2 separate regions of the Homo sapiens genome follow, and region 2 is linked to region 1. Evidence: chromatin contacts called from ENCODE Hi-C data. All regions are on one chromosome and are shown on one strand. The core of a region is the stretch at or near the end of the contact, and the rest is flanking DNA. Distances in the headings are between cores, read along the strand shown.

Region 1 (6,731 bases), core at 2,579-5,078:
TGTCTTAGACTCTGGTAAACAGTCATATTCTGTATCTACTTTTCAATCTTATCCCTAAATTTTAATTCCTTCTATTTTTATTTACCTAGTAGCCTTAACTGCAGTAGTCTTTTTTTTTTTTTTTTAAGACAAGAGTCTGGCTTTGTTGTCCAGGCTGTAGCGCAGTGGTGCGATCTCGGCTCACTGCAAGCTCCGCCCTCCCAGGTTCACGCCATTCTCCTGCCTCAGCCTCCAGAGTAGCTGGGACTATAGGTACCCACCACCATGCCCAGATAATTTTTTGTACTTTTAGTAGAGACGGGGTTTCACCGTGTTAGCCAGGATGGTCTCGATCTCCTGACCTTGTGATCTGCCCGCCTTGGCCTCCCAAAGTGCCAGGATTACAGGCATGAGCCACTGTGCCCAGCCGACTGCAGTAGTCTTACACAGCCTTCCTGGCTTGATTTCTCCCTTGAATTTAGTATGACAGTGGCAGAATCACACCTGTAGGTGAGATAATACTAGAGTTCTGGTGATGTCCAGCCTTAAGAGAAGCAGGGGCACAAGGTGGAACTAACAGCAGCAAAAAGGAATATCTGCAATAAGAGTAACTTAGGAGGACACATGTGATATTAATAATCATGGTAATAGCAGCTGACATTTATTGAATCATAACATTCATATGGCATTAATATAAGTGTTTTGCATAGAAAATACTTCAACCCACACTCCTATGATTCTGCTACTGTTTCTATTTCCCATTGACAGATCAGGAAACAAAGGCACAGAGTGTTAAAATTACTTTCTCAAGTTTATACAACTAGCGTTAGAGAAACTGACAAAGAAAGAGGGGAAAGGCAAGGGAAAAAGTAGAGCTTCTCTGGGGGCTCTCACCAGCAGGAGTTTGTGGGCCATGTATTTACTGTCCTGTACTTCTGTAAGGTTGCCAGTCTCTGTGTCTTTTCATTCCCAATTTCAAATCATAAGAAAATGCATCTGATAGGTCCAGCTTTGGTGAATCCCTGATAAATTAATGAGTTTTGATACAGACATGGTCAATCCATATGAGGGGCACTCCCTGGAAATGCAGTATTGGTTTTAAGTAGGCAGCCACTCAAAAATGGTATCTACTGTATGACCTAATTATGTAAGAAGTTATCACAAGCCTATGCAAACATAATTGTTGCAGCTCAGCTGATACATGTTCCAACAATAAGAGTTACATTATTTAACTAAAATATACAGTGTGTAAGTTTTATTTTTGGTTTCTGTGGAGTGTGTATTTATACTGACTGAATTGGGAATGATTTATTATCTCATTTCCCTTAATATGGAACACTCCCTGAGGAAGCTCAGTTTACACTGAAATGATGTACTTCTATTCATGATAGCATACCATTTTAGCTACTCTGAAAGAGCCACCTGGCAAAAACAACTAAAAGTGCTAGATTTAAAAAAATACACTGATGAACTAGTAGGAAATTAAGGAATTTTCAGAACGAATATAAAAGGGGAAAAAGAAGGAAAATGAAAATATCCTGAGAAATAAGTGCAAGCCAAAGTAGGCTTTTGTTCAGAGACTATCTGTCAAGTTCTGGACACCTAGAGCTCTTACTTTAATAGCTGTGCAGCATGCCAGGGTCAGAAGATAAACCCAAGTATCAGTTTAAAAGGAAGAGTCTTACAGCAGACAAAAATCTGGGGCCCCAATGGACTATACTCTCCATGTAAGGGTAAATGACATATAAGCCTCATGCACAGAATAGGCCAGTAATGAAACATGTCTGTCTTGGCCTTGGAGCCCAGTAAAGAAAGAAAAAAAAATTCTCCTCTGAGAATCTGTAACAATCCATTTGGGATAGAGGCCCAAATTCAATCTATCTGTGCAATACAATAAACCTCAAGGGGACAATTTAATCTGGTCCTAGGGGTTTATGATGTCTCCAAACAAACTGACAAGCAAATTCTAATGCTCTCCATGAAAACTCAATTTCAACTCCAGCTCAAAGAATCCTTATGCTTGTAATCCCAGAAACAGGAATTCAGAGTCCAAAATCGCAACCCAACAGGAAAAAGCCACCATGAGTAAAAGTGCCCATTTCTGAAGAAATAGCACTAAAAGGCCCATAAATGTTTCAATATTAGGTTTAACAGAAACAAGATACAGACTAAATAATTTGTATAAGAAATTATAAGATGTCTTGAAAAGAGAACCGAATAGAACTTCCAAACCTGAAAAATTATGAAAATTCTAAAATAAAACATATAAAAGAAAGATTAAGATAAATAAGAGAATAAAGAGAGAAAGTCTTAATGGAAAAAATGAGAAATAAGCAATACTGAAAAGACAAACGCTGAGAATTTTCTAGAATTGTTGCAGGGCACCAATCCTGAAATTCAGGAATCCCCTCAAATCCTAAGCATAATTTTAAAATTTTAAGGAAAGAAAAGGGAATAAGGAAGGAATTCAGACTTAGATCACTACAAAACTGCAAAAAGATGTCAAAGAGATGTTAAAAGCAGCCAGAAGAAGGAAGGATGGGAAACGAAGAAAGGAGGAAAAAAAGAAGGGAGAAAAAGATCGAAAGTACTTGATTTTCGATGGAAGTAATGAAAAACTTAACTAGAAACTATAAAATTCTAATTCTTATTAGGATCGAAGTAAGGTTCCGTTGAGATTCATCATGATTCATCATTCACGACAGGAAAGTTTCCTGCTTAAGAGCAGTGAAAACCTTGAGTACAAGAGTATGTAATGGAGAAGGAAAGCAAGAAACACACACACACAGTTTCAACTGCAATTTGAAAAACAGAAAATGAACAATAAATTATGAACTAATGACAATTTCCCCAGAAAATCGAAAAGTTAAGAAGAGTGGAAAATAACAATATCTAGCATTTATTGAGTGCAAGAGTTTTTAATAAAAAACAATTTAAAAAGAAACTGAGTAGGGACGTACTAAATATATCACAGGAAAACATTTGCTGGGAGAGGTCGAAAAGTAGAAACTAAAGAACGCCGAAGACAACCAACCTCGAATATGGACTATTTACTCAACATAAAGTTACTGCTATTAACAGCCTATTAGAAATCAAGGCTGCATCCGTAATTCATGGCTGCTCACTGTGATGATGAAGATTATTATTATTATTATTTGCGGATGCAGATTGTATGTATAGATCAATTACATTAGAATGACGATTAGATGGACCGCAAACTAGAATATATAAGTGGCTACTGACACTATTTGTGCATCTTTTAATCTGGGAAATGTATATTCACTCCATAGTCTCAGTATAAACTATTTTAAAATTACACGTAAGCCAACCAGGTGTCTCTTTTATATTTTAGAGTGAATAATGAGGATAAATTCCAGTAGAGAGTTCTATTTTAAGCAATCCAAATTCCCCGAACTTTGCTGATTATTCTAGTGTTTAGAACCTTTGCTATTTGCCTGGCACTTCTTGAAACCCATAACTCACAAACGCCGGGGCATGGAATCACATCAAAGAACAGGTGAAAAGTTGTTCCTAGTTGTGTTATGCAGGTGCATACAACTCCCGCCATTCTCTGTGCAAAAATCAACAAATAAACAGAGGCACCGCATTTCGGATTCTGTTACGCACTGTTTGCAATGGCGCCCGGTATTCGTAGTTTCTGCGAGGGGAGCCGCCAGCGCGCCAACCCTCGCTGAGGAGGAAGAAAACTACATTTCCCACAGAGGCACGGGGGCGAACACCGGCCGGGCTACGTCATTGCTTGAACCAACCAATAGCAGCTCCGGGCGGCAGTGAGGCAAGCGCCTCAGGCGCCAAAGTGGTTTTTTTTTTTTTCTTTTTTTTTTTTTGCCGGAGTCGAGCGGGTGCTGCTAGCGGAGGCGCCATATTGGAGGGGACAAAACTCCGGCGACAGCGAGTGACACAAATAAACCCCTGGACCCCCTTGTTCCCTCAGCTCTAAGGGCCGCGATGTTGTACCTAGAAGACTATCTGGAAAGTGAGTGCGCGGCGCTGGCGGCGGCCGCCAGTGGGACGTGCGGGCGGGCAAGAGCGCGAGTGGACGGGCAGCGAGATGGCGGGAGGGAGGGGGCGGCGGGGGATGTTTCTTTCTCACGGTAACTGGCAGCCTCGTTGTGGGCTGCCGGCCCCCTCGACCCCCCTGACGCACGCGCGCAGTGACGTAAGCGCGTATTTCGCCGTTGGCCCCGCCCCTCTGACGGACTCTCCCTTTGACAGTGATTGAGCAGCTTCCTATGGATCTGCGGGACCGCTTCACGGAAATGCGCGAGATGGACCTGCAGGTGCAGAGTAAGTCGGCGCGTCTACTACTCCTGTTCGCTGCGCGCGTTCAGTGCCAGACTTGCTTGTCATCACTGCTAGCGCCTAGTGCTCTTTCACTGTCCTCTGGCTCACTCCGCTAGTGCATAAGGAGTTGTCAAAAAGAACTGGCAGCCCTGAATCTCGCCTTCCCCTTCCCTCCCATGCTACTTTTTTCTGGCTTTTGCAAGAGCAGGAGGCATTGGGACACGTGTATTCCTTTCTAGAATGTGGGATTGTGCAAAAAATATTTCTCTACCGTCATTGACATAGTTATCTATGTTTCAATGGACGTCAGCATAATAAATGTTGAGATGTCGTCTTGAGCCTTTTCGTATCGAACTTAGATTTCAGCATTTATACTTATTTTAAAGTTCATCCTATTCACAGTTTTTCAAGAGTGGAAAGCACAGAAGCAGAGGTTATATATAGCTCTTTAGAGACCATGGCAAATGTCAAATTTTGAAAACTTAGTTACACATTAGATACATTTTAAATTGTAACAGAATCGTCATTTTCTTGGTTAAAATGAGTGACAGAAATTAGATTTCACTGTAAAGTTTCTTATGTGCTGTACTAAAAATTTTAGCAGTTAATGAACATTTCTTTTTCTTTCAGTGATAGCTTGGTAGTCTCTAGGACTTTTTCCCCAAATTAACTTTGCTCTTTCATAGAGCAACGACTATAAATAGGTGGCTCAGGGACCACCTGCTGCAGCTAAGAACCTGTCCTTTTCACTGCTCCTGGCTTCTCTGCCCATGACCACACACCCACTTCTATACCCTTTGCTTATGAGTATATTTTTCCGGTAAGTTTCAGGTGGCACATAATAAAAAGTGGTGGCATGGAAGCCACTTTCTGTTCAGTGGATTGTGATATGAAGTATGAATTGTGTGTGTGGTTCTCCAGCTATCTCACAAATTCATTTTAATTTTAGTGTAGTTGAAATGCTGAAGATTTGCTGAAGTAGTGTTCTCTGCAGGACTGAGCACAGACATTGATGTCAGATCTGAGTTTGTTTTAGGGCTTTACTAATTTACTCATTGACTCTGACTGTATTATCACTTGTGAGGGGCTTACATTGTCTATAAAAAGAGAATCATCCAAGGATTTAAAATGTTACACATGGATTAGAATTTCTAGTATCTGATACAAAGTAGGCATTAAATAAAGGGTAACTTACTTTAAATTATTTTTATATTTTATTGTTTAAAATTTTAAATTCTCTTGTAATTTGGGCTTACATTATACATATTACAGGCTTTTTAAACGTGCATTTCTTTACAGTAACTAGAATTTTCTAAAGTTAATAGGTATTATGGATTAACAGAACTGTGTGCCAAATAAATTCAGAAATGCTTATTTAAACAAAGGAACATACTTCTAAAAAATTAACCATAGGACTTCATAGAGTCTTTAAAAGGCTATTGTGGACTGGAAATCTCCAAAAGAAGTATATTATGAAAAGATTTTTCTCAACTTACATAACAACAGAATCTTTTTTATTAATTTTTCCTTTTTTTTTTTAGCAGACATCCAATGAGATGATTAGTCTTGGCATATAATTTGGGGAAAACTTACCTAGAATTAATGTTTAAATGATTGTACCTACTACTTTCAGTTGGGATATGACATGATGAGATGTTTAATGCCATATACCAAATATTTTTATCACTTTTTCTTGTTAAAAGAAATGTGAGGATTATCTAATGGTGTTTTAATTGTGTTTCGGTACATTTGTCTGATTTAATACCATTAGCTTTTGACCTAAAGGCTTTATTGCTCAAAAATTATAGTATAGAGCCTATCTACTTTGGCTGTTGGAAAAAATTTTGAAGTAACAAAAACAAAAATAATCTGTCAATAAGGAAAATTGTAACTTTTTAAAGGAAGATAATTGAGGCATTATATATTTACACAATCAAAGCATAACATATTTAAGTTACTGGCAAGGTGAAAGAGTGTGTATTGTCAGATTTTTTCCCTCCCTAAATCAAACCATGTATATTTAGTATATGAATTTGGTCATTTAATATGAATTTTTTTTATTATGTCATAGATGCAATGGATCAACTAGAACAAAGAGTCAGTGAATTCTTTATGAATGCAAAGAAAAATAAACCTGAGTGGAGGGAAGAGCAAATGGCATCCATCAAAAAAGTATGTGCAACACTTTGGATAATTTATCAAGAAATATTGGGACCCTCTGAAAAAGATATTTCAAAATTAAATAGTGGTCTGGATATCAAAATGAGAGAATATTATCAATGACTCCTTAGAATATAAATAATTTATTGTGGTTTAGAGCTTCAGATAGGGATTTTTAGTCATTAAAGCGTTTTGGTAATTAAAAATATTGTTTCAATAATTACTGAGTATTAGAAAGTGACAGACCATTTAAAAGTTACTTTTTTTTCTATTAGTTTGTTTTATTC
Region 2 (6,731 bases), core at 1,252-3,751, 3.9 Mb before region 1:
CAGTGATCTTTGATGTTAGTATTGTAGTTGTTTTGGGGTGCCGCAAACCACATCCATATAAGACAGAGAGCTTAATTGATAAGTGTGTGTGTTCTGGCTGCTCCATTGACCTACCCTTCTCTAGTTTCTCTCCCTCTCTTTCGACCTTCCTAATCCCTGAGACACAATATTGAAATTAGGCCAATTAATAACCCTACAGTGACTTATAAGTGTTCAAGTGAAAGGAAGAGTCATATGCCTCTCACTTTAAATCAAAAGCTAGAAATGATTAAGCTTAATGACGAAGGCATGTCAAAAGCTGACATAGGCCAGAAGCTAGGCCTCTTGTGCCAGTTAGCCAAGATATGGATGCGAGGGAAAAATTCTTGAAGGAAATGTAAAGTGCTACTCCAATGAACACACAAATGTAACAGAATGAAACAGCTTTATTGCTTATATGGAGAAAGTTAGAGTGGTCTGATAGAAAATCAAACCAGCCATAACATTCCCTTAAGCCGAAGTCTAATTTAGAGCAAGGAACTCTCTTTAATTTCTTCAGGGGTTCTATGAAGGCTGAGAGAGGTGAGGAAGCTGCAGAGGAACGCTTTGAAGCTAGCAGAGGTTGGTTTATTTGGTTTAGTGAAAGAAGCCATCTGCATAACATAAAAGTGCAAGGTAAAGTACAAGTGTTAATGTAGAAGCTGCAGCAAATTATCAAGAAGGTCTAGCTGAGATACCTGATGAAGGTGGCTACACTCAACAACAGATTTTCAGTGTAGGTGAAAACAGTGTTATATTGGAGGAAGATGCCATCTAGGCCTTTCATAGCTGGAGAGAAGTCAATGCCTGGCTTCAAAGCTTCACAGGACAGGCTGACTGTCTTCTTAGGAGCTCATGCTCACATTGCCATGCAACCAGTCTTCAGAATTCTTTTCATTTTACGAAACTGAAGTTCTGTACCCATTAAACAACTCCCCATTTTCTTCTTCCTCCTGCCTCTGGCAATCACCATTCTACTTTCTGTCTCTATGAATTTGAAGTCTATAGTTGCACAGGCACAAATGTCTGTCTCTAGAAACATTTTCCAAGTAATACACTTCACTACATTTTCTCTTAGAATCACCTATATCTGTGTTAAAACTGTAAGAATCTGTGTTAAAATTTTAAGAATGTAGCAGTTGTCTTGATTAGAAATATATTTTCAATAGCCTTTCAAAAAACCAGAGACAAAAAAGCAGAGAGGAAATTATCTGCTTCTTATCTGAAGGCTAATGACAAAAAAAGTCATCCATGTGAACTTTAATAGAAATCTGCCGAAACCCTTAATGAGGTAGGTATCATGATCAGCGTAACTCATTACAGAATTGTTGTATTTTAGAGCTAGAAAAAAACCTCAGAAATAATTTTAAGTTCTTCATTTCATAAATGAAGTGATACTGTTGTGAAATGTCTAACCAAATTAATTAACTGTGCAGTTAGGATTGTAGTCTGTTTCTTGTTTCTCAAGAATTCCCTTTCAGCAATTGTTGGTGAACAGGGTCAGATTTTCTCAGACAAACTAGCTATTACTTGTGTTCTACACTATGAGTATGTTTTATAGAAAGTTTTCCTGGCTTATAATATAATTGAAGAGACTTGGAAATCTTAGCCCATGATTTCCATTTTTATATAATCTTCAAGGGCTAGAGATGTATGTGGATTGGAGGTATGTGGTTTTCCTTATCTGGGAAAGTAGTTGACAATTTCTCAGAAATTGAGCATTTATCACCAGTTCTAATGTGATAGGGAATGAGGTATTGTTCATAGTATCATCAGAAATGAAGGGAATTGGGATGAAACTTTTCTTGAATTTCTGACCCTGATGCAATCAGGCAGTTGTTGATGGATTCCATTATCTTCGTGAGTCTTGTCAATGGCAGAGACCTAATTGAAGATTAGAGCTCTTGCAGAGAAAGGTCAAATCAACCACAGTAAATATTGTTGAACAGGGTTTGGCAAACTGTAGCCCATGGGCTGCCTGTTTCTGTGAGATTTATAAGCTAACTTTTTTTTTAACATTTTTAAATCGCTGAAAAATTTTCAAAAGAATACGTCATGATATGTGAACATTACAAGAAATTTAATTTCAAAGTTTATAAATAAAGTTTTATTGGAACATGGCTACATTAATTTATGTATTGTTTATGACTATTTTTGCACTGAAACAATAGAGTAGTTGTGACAGAGAACAGATGGTCCCACAAAATCTAAACTGTTTACTATTTGGCCCTTTATAAAAAGGATTTGCCAGCTCCTGCTAGAAAACATTGAGAATGATTTGTTTTGTAGTACCATGGAAATTTGTGATCTTCTTTGCTTACCTAGAACTGCAGCTGTATGCTACAGCTAAGAAATTCCTTAAAGAACTTCTCCACTTTTTTTTTGTTTTTTTTTTTTTGTTTTTGGCCTCTGGGACAACCCACACTAGTCCATTCATGACTATTTTTTATGACTTTCTTTGCTTATTTTCCAGTGGTTCCTTTTGCCAATCATGTGAACAGACCAAAACCACACAGGAAGGTCTGTGGTTTGCCTAAAGAAGCTTTTCTACAGAGGGATATGTCTGGCTTGGGTACCTCCCTGTTTGTTGTACAAACCTATAGTTTGATTCTGATCATTACACTAGAGCTTTGATTCAAATGTATATAAAATGACCATCACTGTCAGGATGTAAAATGAATAAGCATATTTATTGTTGGATTCATATTTGTAGGACGAAAATCTTAATCTTTCTTATTTTTATCAGGCATTTTAGTAACTTTAGTAATGTTTCTCATGACTGCTAATTATACATCAAGATTAATTGCTATATTTTTTTTTAATTGGCTAACCTTAAACACATAAACCCAATGTCCTTTTTTATAGTCATCTTCTGATAGAGTTAAAACATCAGTGATAGGGAGACCACACAGCACCTCTTATAAAAGTTATTTACCTCCTTTTTCCAGCTGTGGTTACTTGATTTTAGTTCTCTTGAGGCCACTGTAAGAAGGGAGTGGCCCTACAACCATGTAAGAGATCTGTGCTTTGCAGCCACTGAGAACCGGGGATCCTGCCACTATTGCCACCATCCTTTTAAAGCATAACAACAAACAGGTGTTGTGTATCCAGAAAGAGCCCTTATCTGAAGGTTTGGAGTTTGGTTAAGCAGATCTTTTATTATGTTTTACTCATGCGTTTGGTCATAATTATGCTTTTGTGCTCAATAAGGATGATTGTTATCTGTGAAAGTAACTGACAATTTCTCAGAACCATTGCCTTGGTTCTAGGTTCTAGGTAGCTAGTAACTAGTCTGGTTAGTGCCATGGAGAATGTGGAGCACTGGTCTGGGTCATGATATTGAGTTGAGTAGCTGAATTCTCTCCTCACTTCATAGGGTAGTTCTTTTATCTGGTTAGTGCTAGATGCTCATCTGTCTTAGCTTACTTAAATTTTGAGGTCTTGGGAGTAGAGCCCAGTAATGGGAGGAGCTGGGCATACGCTCTAGGAATCTTCTGCATCCAGATAATCCTTTTTTTAGTGGAGTCTTCTCACATTTTGGGATAGGCCATGAGGTAGACTTGGGGCTCAGTAAGCAAAGCCAATGAGGATGACAAAACATGAAAAGGAAATGCTGATGCAGATGCAGGCTGGAGTGGGTGGTAAGAGGCCTGGGAGAGCAGCAAGATGAGATATCTTAGATAATGTTTGTTCTGACTTAGTAATAAGGTGAAATTGGGATGTGACATAACCTTAAGGCATTTTGACTTAGCTCTCACATGTTGGTGAGAATTGAGACTAGAGGGAAAACCCCCTATTTTCATTTCTGAAATGCAGAAAAATAGAGTGAACATTTATAATCCAACCCTGGTATTTTAAAACATGTGTAATAACAAAGTCGGTTATTGTATAATTTGGAAATGCGATGTAAGATATTATGATAAAGCTGTGATTTTCTGATTTAAGAGGGAAGAGTGAAGTGGAAGCCATGCTCGTTCTCCTCTGAGGAGGGTAGAGGACCGTGGACTCGCGTGGCAGGCACTAGTCCAGGGAGGGAAGCCATGAAAGAGAAAGAGAGGAGAGCTATGTCTCAGCCCCTGAGCTGTCCTCTATGAAAAGCTTCACACTCTGTGTCCAGCTGTCTCAATCAAGTCCTGGAAGAATGGTCTCCTTCAGAAGCTTTATTGCTGGCACCCAGGCCACATTGTCCTAAGAGGTGTGACCCACCAGGTCATGAGCCATGAACCCTCTAGTAGGCAGATCCTCCAACAGTTTAAGTATTTTGTGTGTGTGTGTGTGTGTTAATGTGTGTGTGTGTATCTGTCTACTTACCACCAGGCTGAGTTACTGGGGGTCTGCCTAGAAAGGAACAGTGTCCCTGTAAACAGGAGGAGGCTCCCCAGAACATCAGCATCCAACATAAACACGCTGAATTAGGACAATACATCCTGGCTCCTTTGAGGAGGGGCTGTTCCCAAAGCCCTGGCAGGATAGAAGAGGGGACAGTGGGGGCTAGAAAAGGAGTAGGTATCAGCAGGAGTTACTTGAGTTTTCTCCTCTGACTGTAATTGGTTTAAAGTAGAGTCCAAGATTATTAAAGTTGGACTAGATCTTAGGGATTTTCCAGTTCCACCTCCTCATTTTACCAGTGAAGGAACAGATACATACAGGGGTTCTAGAATTTATCTTAGATCAGAGAGGTAATGAGTGGCCGTGTTGGCTAGACTCCAGGTCTCTTGATTCAGTAATGATTCTTTCTCCAACCTGGATCACGAAGGGTTAAATTGTAGCAGGACTCTGGGATGGGATTCAGGGGTGCCAAATGCTATAAGTACAACCCACTGCTGTCTCAGGAAATTGTGGTTAGGATAGTGGTCCCTAGAACAGGTGACCCGAGAAGAACTTCTGACTTAGGTGAACGTTATACGTTTTGGAGAGGACTATGATGTGATTGTTTGGGAAGGGGGCATCTAGGCATATCAGCAAGTCTCACTTGCTGAGAGTGAGATGGAGATAGAGAAAATTCTTTGAGAGGTGGGTGGAGGGATCTAGTTGAAGGCTCTCCTGTTGAGCTTTGAATTTATAGTCAGTGTTTATAGAGTCTAGGCAAGTAGTATCTACTGTGACATTTGGAGAACTGAAAAGTAGAGTGGGATTTAGTGGTTACTGAGTGTGCCTTGGGTAGGACAGGTCCTTTTATGGTTGTAGCTTTCTGCACTTGAGTACTTATTTCTGCTTTACTGGCTAATGCCACTCTCATTTTAAGCTATCACAATGACTAAACATTATCCCTTTCATTCTGATTCTCTGTTCAATTTTTTCATATGTTGGAATTGATCATAGAATATAGAAAGAATTTTTATGAATTCGGAACTGAACTGTTTGGCCCACTGTAGATTTGGTTTTATTGGAAAGAACCTAGTTTTTTGAAATTTTTTTTTTTTTTTTGGCTTCCGTATGATCACCTACTCTACACAGGCAGTATTGTGTACTGGTTAAGCACAAGGATTCTGAGCTAGAGGCTACTCCAGTTGAATCCTGGCTCTGATCTTAGATAAGTTGTTTATCCTCCATGCCTCAGTTCTTCATCTCTAAAATGGGGATAATACCTCCTAGGGTCGTTTTAAGGGTTAAATAGGTTAATACATGAATTAGAACAATGCCTGGTACACACAAAGTGCTATTTACATATTAGCTGTTAATACATTCCAAGCATTGATCTAGGCCTTTTGTCAATTTATAAGTAAACCAAGGCTCAGAGAGGTTTAAAAACTTGCTTAATGAAGATAATCTATCTAGTAAGTAAGTAAACCAAGGCTCAGAGAGGTTTAAAAACTTGCTTAATTAAGATAATCTATCTAGTATGTAAGTAAACCAAGGCTCAGAGAGGTTTAAAAACTTGCTTAATTAGGATAATCTATGTAGTAAGTGGCTGAGATGGGAGTTGAATCTTCTCTGACTAAACTTGGCTTTTCTGTTTGCTAAGCCTGGCTTTTAACCCCTCTGCTGGATTTCTGAGGTATGGCAAATCACTTAACTATAAGTAGGTTGTAGGTTTTATATCTATCTACTCATCTGTCCATCGGTCTTATACTTTCTAATTTAGATATTTCATTATGTTTTCATTCCATTAATAAAATGCATTTCCTTAAAATATCTGTCTCTTAAGAATTATAAAATACACAGCATAAAAATAAAAAGTCTTAAAATAATGCTACTCAGATAATTAGATAAGTGCTTTAAAAATCCATGCTAACTACTAAATTGTGAAAAGCATAAAATGTTATTCCAGGTGATATTTGATAATGGCAGTCAGCGTTTCCACACACTTGTAAGTTTTGTGTAAATGTAGGTAGTTATTATCAGGCATTTTGAGCTTACTATTTTAAAACAATCATAACATTAATGTTCTAACCATTTGCACATCTTAATTATCAGGAAGAAATTATATCAAATTGTTACAACTTGTGGAAGGCTTCCCAATCTGTACCCTAGGTTAAGATAAAGAGAATTAAGGCCTAATAAATGAGATAGGCTCACTTAGCAACAGTGACAGGTGAAGTTGATGAGAATTAACAGCTTTTGACTGTAGCAGATTGGTGGTATAATGAGCTCTGCTTATGGTAAGGAAGCACTGATTAGACGACTGAGTGAAATGGTACTTTCTTATTTATTTTATAAAATTATTGGAGATGGCTGGGCGAGGTGGCTCACGCCTGTAATCCCAACACTTT

What was found. A loop is a pair of places that touch in the nucleus more often than their neighbours do. Pooled maps may share reads with other maps.
Region 2: a loop to region 1 is called in a pooled map, with 8 times the contacts of the local background. The contact joins the enhancer-like site here to the promoter of ING3 in region 1. A Hi-C loop is called at or near these places in 7 of 50 pooled maps.

Annotation. Positions count from the first base shown.
Region 1 is chr7:120,946,949-120,953,679 of GRCh38, forward strand. ING3 (inhibitor of growth family member 3) reads left to right here and starts at 3,829. Exons shown (of 12, transcript NM_019071.3): 1 at 3,829-3,976; 2 at 4,216-4,287; 3 at 6,356-6,456. The coding sequence starts at 3,949. RefSeq lists an enhancer at 4,372-4,451.
Region 2 is chr7:117,006,855-117,013,585 of GRCh38, forward strand. All of the region lies in intron 1 of ST7 (suppression of tumorigenicity 7), which reads left to right. Among named protein-coding and RNA genes, the nearest start is that of MIR6132, 10 kb to the right of the region's middle. RefSeq lists an enhancer at 4,152-4,231 and a silencer at 5,222-5,271. Within about 2 kb of position 2,502, at least 2 of the 41 ENCODE cell types and tissues checked have a DNase peak (open chromatin) inside an H3K27ac peak, as active enhancers do.